2 separate regions of the Mus musculus genome follow, and region 2 is linked to region 1. The links are chromatin loops, found by intact Hi-C in ENCODE. Cell type or tissue: heart. All regions are shown on one strand. Each heading gives the region's core, and the rest is flanking DNA. Links, peaks and the distances in the headings are about the cores only.

Region 1 (7,573 bases), core at 3,065-5,564:
ACACTGGGCTCAGGGCCTTGCAGAGGTAGCAGCGTTCACAGCAGGCTGGCCTTCCTGGACAACATTCTACAGAGGAGAGACAAGCAGCTGAAACCACTTCACTCTCAGAAGTTCACAGAGAGCTGGGCTGAGGACTGCTGTGAGGAGATCCTTTTAGCAAGGGTGAAAAAGCAAGGGACATCAGCATCAGCAGAACCAGCAGCATCAGCATCAGCATCAACATCTGGATCAGCATCAACATCTGGATCAGCATCAGGAGCATCAGCACGATCAGCATCAGATTCTTCATTACCAGCGTCAGAATCAGCAGCACTTGCATCAGCATCAGCATCAGAGCATCAGCATCTGCATCCGCATCTGGATCAGCACCAGCATCACCACCAGCCAGCAGAAGTACCAACCCAGCAGGCATGCCACCTACTGTGAGCTCAGCCCCCTGTGTGGCCCAGCCTCCTCAGTAAGGAGGAGATCCTAAACCTAGCATCAAACTCAGGCCTCAAGGACCTCCTCATCTCTCACCAGAGGGGTTCTACCTCCAAACTCACACCTTCCAAAATGTGAGGTCACTGCTGCATCTGTTCCCATCACATGCAACGACGATGTGTCACTGAGCAGCTGGAGTCATGGATAGGAGCACTGGCTGCTCTTGCAGAGGACCTGCGTTCGAGTCCCAGCACTGACATGATGGCTCACAGCAGTCTCTAACCCTAGTTCCAGGTGATCCAGTGCCCTCTTTGGCCTCCACAAGCACTGCACGCACACAGTGCACAGACACACACGCAGGTCAAGTACCCATACACATAAAACCAGAAAACTAAAATCTCCAAAAAATTGTTTTAAAGGAAACTGTCACCGAGTCAGGTATGGCAGCGCACAAGTCTGTAATCTCAACACTTGAAAGCAGAGGGAGGAGGATCAAGAATGAAAGGTCATCCTGTGCTACATAGTGGGGCTAGCCTGGGATATATATGACCATGTTGCAACAAAAACTGAAAGTGAAGGAGGGAGGGAGGGAAGAAGGGATAGGGAGGGAAGGAGAGAGAGGAGGGAGACTCAAAATGAACACGGCAGACAGAAGCTGTGGGTAGGGAGAACACAGCTTCCCACACCTGCAGGCTGCCTCAGCCATACCTCAGTCCTGATTGGAGCCAGGACATGGGAGCCCAGAAAGAAACCCACACTAGACTCCGAGTGACATGAGAAAGAGAAAGCGATTGTATCTGTCAGTGTAGTGTTGCCAACGGCTCCAGCAAGGCCTTTCACCATGCAATCCTGGCGTTCTTTGTGTTGGCTCAGTTTTCCTTTCTCTCCTGGAAGAGTGGTGACACACGTGGTGCAGCCACCTAGGCTCTCTCAACCATGACTGGAATTGTCATAACTTCAAGGCTCCACAGGCCCGCACTACAGTGTAGCAGGCAGGCAGCTGCGCTCTGATGCGGTTACGTAAGAGACCTTTGATTCTGGAGCCATCTGCTCCCACAACAGAGAATGTGTGTGTCCCCCAGCCCCCAAAAAATCTTGTTTAAAAAGGTTTGTCTTTAAAAGTCTGTGCTGATGAGAACCTGGTATGGCTGTCCCCCTCCAAGGCTCCGCCAGAGCCTGACCAATACAGATACAGTTACACTCAGCCAACCACTGGACAGACCATGAGGACCACAATGGAGGAGTTAGGGGGAGAACTGAAGGAGCTGAAGGGGTGTGCAGCCCTATAGGAAGAACAATAATATCAACCAACCAGACCCCCCCAGAGCTCCCAGGTACTAAACCACCAACCAAAGAGTATACTCAGAGGGACCCATGGCTCCAGCTGCACATGTAGCAGAGGATGGCCTTGTCGGGTATCAATGGTAGGGAAGGCCCTTGGTCCTGTGGAGGCTCAATGACCCAGGATAGAGGAATGCTAGGATGCTAAGGTGGGAGTGGGTGGGTGGGCTCCCTTATAGAAGCAGGGGGGAGGGGATAGGTGGTTGACGGGGCTGTGTTGGGGAAAACAGGGAAGAGGTATAGCATATGAAATATAAATAAATAAAATAACAACAAAAAACCCACCCCCCCCCAAAAAAAACCCCAAAAACCTCTGTGCTGTTTGTCAGGGAATTGCCACAGCACAGTCTGGCTACTTCTATACCAGCCTCACAAGCCAGGAGCCACATGTCCACCATGTTGTCCCTCTGTCGTGTCGGGAGGTCAAGCTCCTTACTGAGGTTGGTGATACTAGAACCTTGTGCCTCGGTGCTTCTGGCTGAAGACCATCCATCAGGACAGGGGACATGCTGTCCTAGGACCCAGGCCTTCCCCCTCTGCTCCTACTCTCAGATACAGTCACTTTCTTAAGAAAGCTTTGGGCCTCTGAGACCATGCAACAGATGAAGGCTTGATTCAGAGCCTGAGAACCAAAGTTTGAACCCCAGGACACACGTGGTGATGGGGAGAACTAGCCCAAGTTGTCCTCTGACCTCCACAGTGCACCATGGAGCACACACCCACCTCCCCATGACACGAAACAAATGAATAAACTTTGTCCTTAAAAGAAAGCCTCTCACTCTGGAGAGATGGCTCTGTAGTTAAGAGCACTTGTGGCTCTTGTATCTGGTTCAATTCCCAGCACCCACATGGCTGCTCCCACATGCTGTCTGTAACTCCAGTTCCAGGGATCTGACGCCCTCTGTTGGCTTCTGCGGTTAACACAACACACACACACACACACACACACACACACACACACACACACACACGGTATAGAGACATTCAGGCTGGCAAAATGCCCACATACATAAATTTTAATTTAATTTTTGAAAAGAAAGCCCCTTTCACATCTTCACAGCAGAGTGTACACGTGGGGTCTGATTGGCTGGGATTTCAGAGCGAGTCTCTCTGGTGTGTCTGCGGGCCTCAGTGTGGGTGGGAGATGATAGCCTCCCTTGAGTCCTCAGATTGGCAATGGATGCAGTGATCATGTGACTACTGGGAAGGCCAATGTTTTGCCTAAGTGTTTTTGCACTGCTGCCCCCAGCCAGGGTTATCCAGCATTTTGTCCCCGCATGCCAAGCAAGCATCTACTCTTTGAATGGAGCCCAGGCACCTGATGGGTCTTTGAAGGCCCTGTGTTACCCAACCACATCCACCCGCTGTAGCTTTACCTTAGGTTTTGGCACTCTCCTGGCCCCAGGCTCTCCCTGCAGGTCTCCCTGTGAGCCATGGTTCCTCTCACTTCCAGGCTCCCGAGCATGCTGGTCTCTTAGCCTGATGTTCCTTCTTCCCATGAGAGGCCTTGCTTTGTCTAGAGGACTTAGCTTTTGTACCCCCCACGGGAAGGCTGTCTGCTTCTCTTGTCTGTGCCCCCATTAATTCATTACTTACTTGTTTATTGTTTGTCTTAGGCCCTAGGCTGTGTGAGTTTCCTGGAAGCAGAAACAGCCTCTGGCTTGACTGGCACTATGTCCCTAGTGTTAGCCAAGAGCCCAGCACAGAGTAGCTGTTCAATAAAATGTGCACCCGAGCAGGTGCGGTGACTTTATTCTGTCCCTCATTTTCGAGTTCCAGTTTCCAAAGAACAGTCCCAGCAGGGGAACTCTATGACTAAAAGCTCCACCCACCCAAGACACTCCCCTGCCCGCCACGACCCAGAAGCCAATAGGAAGAGTTCATAAATGGGGAAACCGAGGCACAGAACAATCAATGTGCTTGCTTTAAGGTCTTCAGGGACTGGACCGGTGGCCTTTGGGCTGAGCTCCTGAGCCACGTGGGGTCACAGCTGTCTAAGGTCGGTCGGTTGGAGGTGTCCGGGAGTGCATCAAGCTGCTTCCTGGGGTCAGGCATGTGCTGAGGTGAACACAGATGAAATGCTCAGCTGCAGGACATGGGGGTATCCCCGAAAACAGCTCTGGAAGTGGGGCACACTGATGTTTAAGAGATGATAGAGAGATCTGAGGTGAGCATGCTCAAGTCATATCCTAGCAGCAAGAAGCAGGACCGATTGAGGAAGATGCCAGGCAGGGATCTCGGCAGCTAAGACATCTGTCTACTCCCACGCTGTGATTCCTGCACCACACCCTCGCTTCTGGAAGGCGGGAAGCAGGGTGGCCTCCTCTTTGTGGTTCCAAAGGCGATGAAGGGGGCTGGCTGGGCTTGGGTGACAGACACAGATGAAAATACAGGGCTTGCGGATGGCCAGACAGGAGTGGGTTTGAGGTGCGCAGGTGAACATTCTGCTTAATAACAAGCCCCAAGCGCCGGAGGCCAGCTATCCCGAAATCCCAAGCACGTGAATGCGAAGCCACACTGTACAGTGCCCAGCGCTCCAGGCTGAGCCCTGCTGCTGACACACTGCAGGGTGGACCCCGCAGCGCTGCGCTGGAGTCTGTTCTGAGCCGCTGCATTTGGACGAGTGCAGTGCGAGGCATGCAGCAGCAGACTCTCCTGGAGCTTTCTTGCTTCAATTCATTTCCACCGAGAGATTTTCTCAGTGAAGGAAATACTATCATTCTTCGAAAGTTTGGAACTGAAGTGGACTCTGCCATTTCTTTCTCCTCCGGTGCCTGGTGGAGCCCAGAGGGATTGAGCGCCGAGGCTGGCTGGGGACTGTAGCCATTAGAGGGCGACATTGGACCAGCAAAGACCGGTCTACGAGGCAGTGGGGCTTGCGGGGAGTTTCTGGACCCATTTCCTTTCCCACCCGCCACTCACACCCCTACTGTGACTTTGATTCCTAGAAAACCCTATAAAATCAGGGTCACACGCGACAGGGAGATGGATTCAATGCGGCTTCTCAAGTTGCCTGTCTTGTTATTTTTGGCCATTTCTTTGTTCTTATGGAGAATGGAGCAGCCTCTCTTCCTGCCTGCACTGGCCACTCAGAGACACCCTTGATAACTACTGATACGGGGTAGGGTAGGGGTCAATCCGCGCGTTTTAAAACCTCACCTAGGACAAGCCACAGCCTAGGAGAAAATAAGTACATATTTAATAAATTACATATGTTAAATCTCCAAAATATACAAAGAGCCCTCTAAAGACAACAATAATTTTTTAAAAAGTTGGCTGTAAAGGCTTTTCTCTGAGTACACACTTCTGCAAGGAAGAAAGATGGTGACAAGAGACATTCAACATCTGTAGCCATTTTTTTAACATGCAAAATAAAGCCACGGTGCACACCTCTTTACCCCCTGGAAAGCAAACTGCCCAGAGGTTGAGAAGGAAGGGGGGGGGGGGAGGAGAGAGACTGAATGGAGGTGGTTTAGGTACATTTATTATCCATGTAGCTATGCTGATTTCAGACATTTGTCAAACTCAACTGTCTGGTATGTTAAGTACATACAGGGTTTCCTGAATGCCCACAATAAGGCAATAAAGCCCCTTAAAATGTCACCACGTTTTGGACTCATCTAGCTGAGTGCCACAAGGACTGTCCTCACCTTCCTCCACATCTGGACTCTGCTGTCCAGCTTCTCAGTGGGAAGATGGCTGGTTTCAGCCTTGACTGAGGCCACAGGGCTCCCTGCAAGGCTTGAACAGAGAGCAGATGTGAAGCCACCGTGTGGCTGGCAGGCTGGCTGGCTCCTGTGTCACAACCACCACTGCGAGGACATGCCTAGTCCAGACTTTTGGAGGACAAGAGACACTAGGAATAGAGCCAAGGAATGCTGTCACCTCTGCCAAGGTCAGCCGCTGTAGCTTAGGTCACTCCTTGCAGCCAGGGTCAGCCGGAAGCCACGGGAAACTCAGGACACATGTGTCCAGCCAAGATCCACTGAGCTGCTGTCAACCGACAGCTGGCTCCAAAGAAGCACGCAGTAAATGTCTTGAACTCAGTCAGTGAACTTCTCTGAGATTGGCCAGGTGGACTGATTATAGGAAAACAAAAAAACAAACAAAACAAAAATAATAAAATAAAATAGAAACAAAATGGGATGAATAATGTAGAAAGGCTTCCTGGAGGAGGTGACGCCCACTGTTTGTTTGTTTGTTTGTTTGTTTGTTTTTCCAATCTGGCTGGCATTATAGCCCAGGCTGGCCTGGAACTCACACTCCATAACCAGGCTGTTCTAGGTCGTGAGGTGATCCACTTGCCTCTGCCTCTGAACACAGGCCTGAGCCACCACACCATGCTCCCCCTGGTGTTTAAAGCTGAGTGAGCCAGTCAGAAGAAACACCACGGAGGCTGTAGAAGAACAGCAAAGAGTCGAACCTGCAGACCTGGCGGGAACACAGTTCCAGAACTCAGTGCACCCTCCAGCGTGGGCAGAAGGAGGGAGAGTCCTGTTCACACCCCAGGGCACAGGATGCCATGCTAAGACAGTTTAAGGATTGGGGGGGGGCAGCATAGGCTTCCATGACGGTGACCTCTCCAGATGACCAGGGTGGAAGTTGGGTCAACACAGCTAAGTGAGTTTGTGTTCTCCCCTGAAGGTGCAAACCCCAGGTGAGCTAGTTGAAAGATGACCCCAGGGCATGGCTACTATAACTACTGCTTCCTTTCCATTCTAGAATTTTCCTCATGGTAAGAGTCTGTCTCAGTTCTCATAGATTCCTTGACCCAGGGCCGAGTTTAACCTTCACTGTGGCCCGGTGTATTAATTTAAAATTTTCACTCATTTGTAATGGTTTGCAAGTCCACACATATGGAATAATATCTCATTCTCTAAGTGCAGGCTGTGAGGAGCCCCTGGGAAGCCTGCACGGTTATTGTACTCACAGGAACCCCAGGCTTCCTCCTGCGTTATTGTGGGCTGATTACAGGATGCCTAATGCATCTCTTCATAATAGAACCACCTTTAATTAACATCATGGCCTGATTCAGGATGAATGATGTGTGTGTCTGACACAGGGAGGAGAGACAGCAAGAGGGCATACAATTGACACCAGAGAACAGTAGGCCTTTTACAGCCATGCTTGCCTCTGGGTTTCTCTGTCCTCTCCCATGAGTCAGAAGAGCCCTTTGTCACCTGCTGACGTCCCGCTGACTACAACCCTGGGGCGCATTTCCTCTCCCCCCAAAAAAAAGGGGAAGGTGGTTGTTTGACAGGAGCCGGGTCTCTCCTCTCAGACCCCAGGTCTCTCCTCTCAGACCCTCTTGAAGAGCCACCTTGCTCTTTCCCTTTTTCCTGCCTGAGGAGGAAGCCTCAGCAGGCACAGCCCTTCTGGCCCCTCCTCCATCTTCCCAGGCTCGCTGCATGCCAGTCATAAGCCTCTCAGAGCAACAAGTGGCAGGCAGTCACCTGTATTTGATGATATTCCCTGTTGGAAGCAGAGACTCCTTGTGTGAAAAGTCTCCAGAGCGGGACATCTCCTCCACTCAGCCCTCTCCATCTTCAACACTCCTCCTTCATTCTGTCCAAGCTGGGCGTTCTATTGCCGTGATGTGACACCATGACCAAAAGCAAGTGGAAGAGGAAAGAGTTTACTATTTGGCTTACACTTCCAGATCACTGTTTATCACTGAAGGAAGTCGGGACAGGAACTCAAACAGGGCAGGGACTTGAAGGCTGGAGCTGATGCAGAGAGGCTGTGGAGAAGTGCTGCTTACTGGGTGCTCCTCAAGGCTTGCTCCACCACCGGCCCAGAGATGACCCCA
Region 2 (7,573 bases), core at 3,022-5,521, 290 kb before region 1:
TCCCACAATTATAATAGCAACCCAGTATAGACACACATGCCTGATCCCTGTCCCATGGCTGCTTTCCTGGGGTCAGCCAGCAGCGCTCTGAGCTCCAGTCCTTTCTTCACTGACCTGGGGGTGGAAGCTCCCCCTCCTCTGGCTCCCAGATCCTGGCTTCTGTACCTCTCCCCTACCTGGTGACTTGATAAGGCCTGTTCTCAGCCGTGGAAAGGAAATCCGAGCCCTGTAGCCTGGCCTAACAACAACGTAGAGGGACATTCTCCAGCCTCAGCAACTCCCCTGGGCCTCTGTGACTGACTGGCCTGTACAGGCTGGACTTCTGGGGCCTCTCGTATGGGCCAGGAGACTACCCCTGCATGTGCACTTTGGCTTGCCCAGTGTCTGTTCCTTATGGGAAACACAGTGCCCTTGTGTTGGGGGACTTGCCAGCAGAGCCCTCTGGCTTTTCACACGATGCCTGTGCTCAGGGCTTCTGGAGAGTGGATGGCAGGGTTTGGAAGCTGCAGTTTCTCTAGGATAGCCTTGTCTATGTTCCTTGCTGCGCCACCCTGCTGATCCCAGGGCTCAGGTATCAAGGAGAATCGAGTATGGAGTCTTTTGGGACAGTGGCTGTCTCCACAACTCAGTCATTCAACAAATGTAGCGGACCCAGGCCAGCTGTGGGGAGAATGAAGCCGAAAGGAAGAGCCTCACTTTGCCAATGTTGTGTGATCCTGGACCAATTATGGGTCTTGGGCCCTCCTCGGTGAAATGGAGAGATGCTCAAGGCCCCTTTAAAGAGCCCTAAACTGAAGCAAACAAGTAGAGAAGTACCCGTGGGCACTGCCCGTTAGAGAGGCCACCAGGCCCTGAGTATCCAGGAAGTGTCTCCCAGGGAGGCACGGGTAGAGGGTTTAGGATCCCAGGGTGTGAATCTCCTTCCAGCATCCTTGGCTATTCGCTGGGGCCCTGCGTCCTCTCACAAGATACCCAGGCCCAGGGCTTCCAGAGAGGCAAGGGCTGGGTAATCTTGGGTAGGACCTGCTGGACACATATAGGTTTATAAGGAGAGGGTTGAAGAGCCTTGGCAGCCAGGCAAAGCCCTTTGAGGACCCAGGGTCTGAGGCACCTGAGGGAGAGGGTGGGGCTTGGTGGAAGGAGAGCAGAGGAGCCCGGTTCATAAAGCAGCTCTCCCGTATTGCCAGGCTCATTCATGCACGCATTTCACATTAGTGAAGCCACGCGGAAGGCAGCATGCACACTGGGTGCTTGGGATAAGATGGAAAATGCCCCGTGGCCTCTGATATTTTTCACTTACGGTGCTGGGGAAGGGCCACAGGCATGAGAAAGAACCATGTGGAGATGCTAGCCAGGATTGGAGAGGAGAGCAGGCTGTGGCAGGGGTCGGAGGCTCCCGTGTCCGGGGAAGCCTGGGGCTGAGATGGTGAAGGCATCCGGGCTCAGCATTGACATAGGCAGGGAAGGTGAGAAGAATAAGCAGAGGCAGGGACAAGCATGTGGAAAGTCCTGGGGTGGGATAGCAGGCTGGAGTAAGCTCCACAGGGCCAGCGGGAAGCCAGGGCCCAGGAGGGGCTTGAGAGACTGTGTACTGGTTGCCTTGAACTGGTCTTGAATTTTGGGTTTAATCCAGAGGGTGGTCAGAAGCCGTCAGGACTTTTAGGTGAGGGAGAGACTCTTACACGCGTTCGCTTTGGCACATGCGCAGATTATTTGTTTACCACTTAGAACACAGGATGTCAGCGCCATCTTGCAACGGCGAATGTGAGGGCGGCTTCCTACAAGAGACGTTGCCAGGTCCCTCTTGTACAAGTGTGACTTGGTACGCCTCCCTTAAACAAGAGATGCAGTTGGAGGTGGACGGGATCCAGTATCCACGTCTAGGGAAGGACGGTGACTTTGAAGCTGGACCCGCTGTCCTGCCGGATCCCAGGCAAGGCTGTTGGCAGAAAGCATTGAGACCCCTGGGCTAGGCTTGGACCTTTGATTGCAGGGAGAGCAGGGAAGCCACTCACAAGCTGTCCCACCACCCCAGGGAGGCAGAATTTATGTCCTTATTCTGGGGTCGTACGGGACTCATCCAGGTGAGTTCAGAAGTGGGGAGTTCTAGTTTACCCAGCACTGATGCAGGAACAAGGCACATCACCCCTCAGCACACAGGATGGGCTCAGCAGACTTAAGGGTCACCCTAATTCTTAGGAGCAGGTTCACAGCTGGACTAGGCTGTTCTTTGAAGAGCAGCTGTTCCCCCGTGCCCCTCCCCCATGCCGGAGGACCAGGTTGTTCACAGGGAGTGAGGACCCCAGTAAGCAGACAGCAGGGTAGAGGGCACACAGTCAGGGAAACTGACAAGGTCCAGTGCCAGGAGGGGCCAGAGAGCAAAGGTCAGGAGAGGCATGAGGCAAGAGCTTCGCTTGGTGTGAGACCATAACTGCCCCCAGACCCAACAAATGGAGTGCTTATGAGTGTGCGTGTGCGTGTGCGTGTGCGTGTGTGTGTGTGTGTGTGTGCATGTGTGTGTGTGTGCTTGCAGTAGGCTGCTCCAGGAGGAAGAATTTTTGCAGCAGAAGACTTTGGGAAGCAGATGGGGGAGGCAGCTGGCCAGTTTCTCAGGAGTCCATCTCAGGCCCTGGAGGTTGGGACAGATGATCAGTGCTCTGGATTGCTGATGACAAGAATTTTAGCTAAGAAAGTATCTGAGGGGGTCTATGCCTGAAGGCCCTATGTTCAGCGATGTTATTGGGCCCCATCTTTCTTTGCCTTTGGCTCTGGTCTCCATTCTGATTGGACACTTCCTGCGTGGGGAGGGCTCTCCCCAAGATGCCAAAGGCTCTGTAGGTTTGAAACTCCTTCAAGATCCAAGTTCACAGGGGTTGGCTTCGTTGACTCCGACTGGGCACTCTGCCTATCCTTGAGCTATCACTGTAATCAGGAACTCCATGCTCTGGCTGGCCAGCCAGGTCTGGGACTCTGTTCATTTGTATAGTAGGGAGAAGTGAGTGTGTGTGTGGGTCAGAGACAAAAGTTGTCTTAGGATGGAAGAGCTAGGCAATGGTTCCACGAGGAGGAGAGGCTGTCACCACATGCCAAGGCAGGGCACTTGGAGGGCAGAAGCCACAGATGTCCCTGATGTGTGGGGATGGGGACCCTGTGTGGTTCATTTCCTGTGTGGTTTTTTTAGAACCTGCCCTTTCACCTTGTGTTCCAATGGGTAAAGCATCAGCTTCGTGGGTTTTCCTGCTCTAAATCCTGGCACTAACTTATCTCTCTTCTCCCCAAGTTTGCTTCAGGTCTTGGTAACAGCCCCCCCTTGTCTCTCCCTGCCTCTCTCCAATCCAGATTTGATTAACCCAAGGCTATAAACAAATCTCAGAACCATGGAACCCAAGCGACTTCCAGGCAGCCAGGGTCTATCTATTCCCACAATTTTTTTTAAACTGAATTTCACATAGACACACAGGACTAAACTAATCAGGATTTTGCAAAAAGAAAAAAAAAAAACGTCTTTCTTTCCTTGGGCAACAGTGGGATCTCCCGGCCCCGGAGCACGAGGCTAACCAGGTTTCCGAGTCTTGTTTGCATAATGCAATTGGTTACAGGATTTGGCAGGGAGGAGGGTGGCAGGCCTTGAGCAGGATTCCTTCGTGTGTCACCTCTTGTTAATTACATGGTTCCCTCCTGGGTCCACAGCTTTTGAAATGAAACAGGAGGCACGCAGAACCCCAGTCCCACGGCTGTCCCAGAGGCCTGTGAGATTAACACAAAAGAGGACGGGGGCCTGGATCTGGAGAGAGTGTAGCTGGTGAAAGGCTTGCCTAGCTGCACAGGAAGCCCTGGGTCCATCTCTAGCACTGAATACATTCCGAGTGTGATGTCAAGTGAGTGGGAGTCTAGTACTTGGGAGGTGGAGGCAGGGGGATTTGAAGTTCAAGGTCATCCTTGCCAACATATCAACTTTGGGTTTGGGGATGGAACTAGACCTACGACGCTGTAACAGAAGTAAAACAGCCTGCAGGGTGCAGTGAGCACTGTTGTCTCTCCCCACCAGCTCCTCCCCCCAGCTCAGAGAGGTCAAACAACAGACTCCAAACTGCACAGCAAGAAGCTAGACAAATGTGATCCTATGATTGCAGGGTCTGGAGCTGCTATGGAGAATCTGGCCACCAGGTGGCGCCATCAGCTCAGGAATGGGGCTGTCCGACCAGGGAGGACCCTTCAGCGAGAGCTCTTTCAGCTGAGTTCTGTCCTGACACTGAAGGCACCTGTCGCACCTAACCTCTTTACTCCCTAAGGTTCCTGAGGGGATAGTGCTATTTCTGAAGTCTCTCCGTGGCCGCAGGTCTCCTCAGAGGCATCCAGCCCTCTCCTTCCCATCTCTCCCAAGCTCTAAGAGGTGTCTCAGGTCCAGGCCAGATGTGTCTCCATGTCCCTGGGTCTGTCCCACGTCACTGCAAATTTAACATTTATCCCTAAATGCTGAGGTGAGGTGGTGTCCAAGAGGCAGTGTCTCAAGGATCACAAATCTCAGCCCCAAGTCCTGGTGTGAGACAGCACTGTCCCTGGTGTGACTGAGAGACAGAGGCGCCTGCCCGCCTTGTTTCCTGGCCCTTCCGTAGTAGTAACAGGAAGTGGCTTATAAATGGCCATTTATAGTAGTTTACAATACACAGTATATAGTAAAATATATACTAGATTTATATAGCCACGTGCAATGATATACAGTATAAATGTAATAGAAACACAGACAGATATACAACAGAAATAAATATAATGTTCAGTGTCACAGAACAGCCTGCTCATGATGCATTTCCATAAATATAATTAGCGGGCATAAACTGACGAATAGCTGTTCTGCTCGCCGAGCGTTGCTCTAGGAAACGCTAATCTCATTTGTTCCTGAGATCCTCTGAGTGGGACGTCTCTGTCTCACAGGAGGGTCAGTGGGGCTCTAGGTGGGTGGGGGTGGGGAGAGATGGAACACGGTAGCGGTTCCCGTATTTGAACCCATGCCTGTCAGCTTCCTGGTTTGGTTGTCCCATCCCTGCTGGCTCTGCCCCTGGGCCTGCTCCAGCTTGGCCATGTCCAGTCAGGCCCCTCACTGTTCATAGCTTCATTCCTTCCTTATCCTGTATGCTGGCACTGCTGTAGGAGGGAGGTGGCCACCCTGCAGGATTTTCTCATTTTCCAGTATTAGACTACTCCACGTGGTTTCCTGTGTTAATTCTAGGCAGGATTCTGGGGACAGTAGGTCTCCCCCCCCCCTACACTCTACCCCATCTCTGTCCTGTGGGTGATGCAAATAGGGGCTCTGACTGCCAGGAGCTGAAGTGTTGAGGTACCTGCATCCCATTATCAGGGGCCACTGTGGCCATTCTTACTCATTTCCCCAAGAGGCCTTAATTCATGTGGCTTGTGCTCAGTTGACCCAAGCCAGGAGTAGCAGCAAAGATGGAGCCTTCCCAAGCAAAAGAGGAACCTGGCTGACCTGGGCTGTGCTGGGCCGGAGAGGGCAAACCTACCTACCTGCCACGTACTCCCCCCTCCCTCATCTCCTCTGCTCTCCCTCCTCCCAGGCACATTCCCTCCTCCCAGTTTTCTCTGTCCCTTACCCCTCCCAGTTTTTTATTTTCTCTTTCCTCCTCCCAGGAGGTGGGTTGCTCACCAGGGATAGGAGAAGGAGTCTGGGTCAGGCATGGGCAAACATTTCCTATTTTTCTATTTTACCAGCCATGTATTTATTTTAATGGGCATCAGAGAAAAACCCCATAAGCAATTAGCACATCAAGGCTTTATTTCATGGACATTACTGCTCAGGGTGAGGCAAATTGGAAAACGAGCCCATTTCAGGTTTAAAGGGACCACAAAGTGATGTATACGGGGGCTGGGTGGTGGGAAACAGGGAAGAGAGCTTGGGGCGGGGGTGCGCTGGAGATGTCTGTGCTTCCTCAAGACAAGTGACCCGAATTCATCCTGGTTCTGTCTATGACCAAAGGCCCTGGGCAAGTCTTTTACCTCCGTGAGCCTCAGTTTCCTTCTCTGTCACGTGGGACAGTGGTAGCAGTTTGTAGGTGTGGCAAGGGTTGCATGTGAGGAGGTGGAGTGCTGACAGAGCTTGACAGGAGGCAGCTTGGGGGCAGTGGAGGTAGCTTATTGTCCTGCTCTGGTGAGGTCACCCACGGCTTCCTTTGAGGATGGGATTTGGGACTCAGTACTCATTCTCTGCAGAGTGTGCCCGAGCAGTCCCCACCGGGACCCCTCGGAACCCCACACTCTGGGTGCAGGGTCCACTTTTCATCTTCTGGGTTGGTGACACAGTAGGCTGAGGCCACAAGGCTCACTGCACAGGGATGTGACTGTGAGGAACAATCAGAAAGGATAGGTCAGCTCCCAAGATGCGGGCGGCCTTTAGCCTATGGGAGGAGTTTGTCCTCCTGTCAAGATCTGTTGGTGAGTGGGTGTGGGTGAGGATGTGGTGGAATCTCTGGGTCTGTGAACCAGCTCTGAGTACCACCATCTACCCACCATTTGTCTGTCCATCCATCCATCCATCCATCCACCCATCCATCCACCCATCCACCTCACCCATTTATTCATCTATCTGTCCATCCATGTGTCTATTCATCTGCCTATTCATCCATCATCTACCATTCATCTCTTCATTCACTGTCTACTCATCCATCTGTAATCTATCCACAATCCATCCATCCATCTGTCTGTCTGCCTGTCTGTCCATCTGTCTGTCCATCCATCCATCCATCCATCCATCCATCTATCCATCTACCCATCATCTACTCACCACCCACTCATTCACCATCTACCTACCATCCATTTGTCTGTCTGTCTGTCTGTCTGTCTGTCCACTCATCCATCTGTCCATCAATCCATCTATCCACCCATTATCTACACACCACCCACTCATTCACCATTTACCCACTATCTAACCAACTACTCATTTACACATGTGTCACTCACTCATCATTTATCCACCTATCCACCATTCACCATTTACCCACTATCCATCTATCTGTCATCTACCTGTCTATCTATCTATCTATCTATCTATCTATCTATCTATCCATCCATCCATCCACCCACCCACTCACCATCAATTCCCCATCCATTCATCCATCTATCTTTCCATCCATCAAATCTAACTACCATCTGTTCGTCCATCATCCTCCTGCCCACCATCCATCCATTCGTCCCCTATCCAGTCAACACCTACTGATTCTCTTTCTCCATCCAGTCACCCATCTATACATTATTATTCCATTGGTCCACATATCCATCCATCTTTCCATCCTCCATTTTCTATCCTCAATCGACGGGGTTAATAGAAGGATTGAAAGAAGGAGGAAGTGATGGAGAGATGGATAGGGATACAGGGACAGTGAATGGGAGGAGAGATGAAGGGATGAAGGAGGAGATGGATAGATAGAGGGAGGGAAAGAGTCATGACAGAGCCAGGAGATTCTGAGTAGGCATGTGTACTGGTGGAAGTCCTGACCTGATTAGCCTTTATTCCAGACTCACCTGTCACTGGATGGTGACATGTCTGGCACACAGGAACCAT

The links. Peaks named below come from ENCODE experiments on the same cell type or tissue, not always from the same donor. Only the 100,000 strongest peaks of a DNase experiment are listed, where the experiment ranks them.
Region 2: a loop joins it to region 1, with 4 times the contacts of the local background. A loop is called at or near these places in 20 of 42 quality-filtered maps.

Annotation. Positions count from the first base shown.
Region 1 is chr4:131,248,781-131,256,353 of GRCm38, forward strand. No RefSeq gene overlaps it. Among named protein-coding and RNA genes, the nearest start is that of Gm25261, 13 kb to the left of the region's middle. In heart, for the core only: a CTCF peak has its summit at 4,583 (motif pointing right); a DNase peak (open chromatin) is centred at 4,621; H3K4me3 peaks cover 839 bases; H3K27ac peaks cover 1,493 bases; H3K27me3 peaks cover 619 bases.
Region 2 is chr4:130,956,129-130,963,701 of GRCm38, forward strand. No RefSeq gene overlaps it. Among named protein-coding and RNA genes, the nearest start is that of Matn1, 16 kb to the left of the region's middle. In heart, for the core only: a CTCF peak has its summit at 4,160 (motif pointing right); a DNase peak (open chromatin) is centred at 4,153; H3K27me3 peaks cover 345 bases.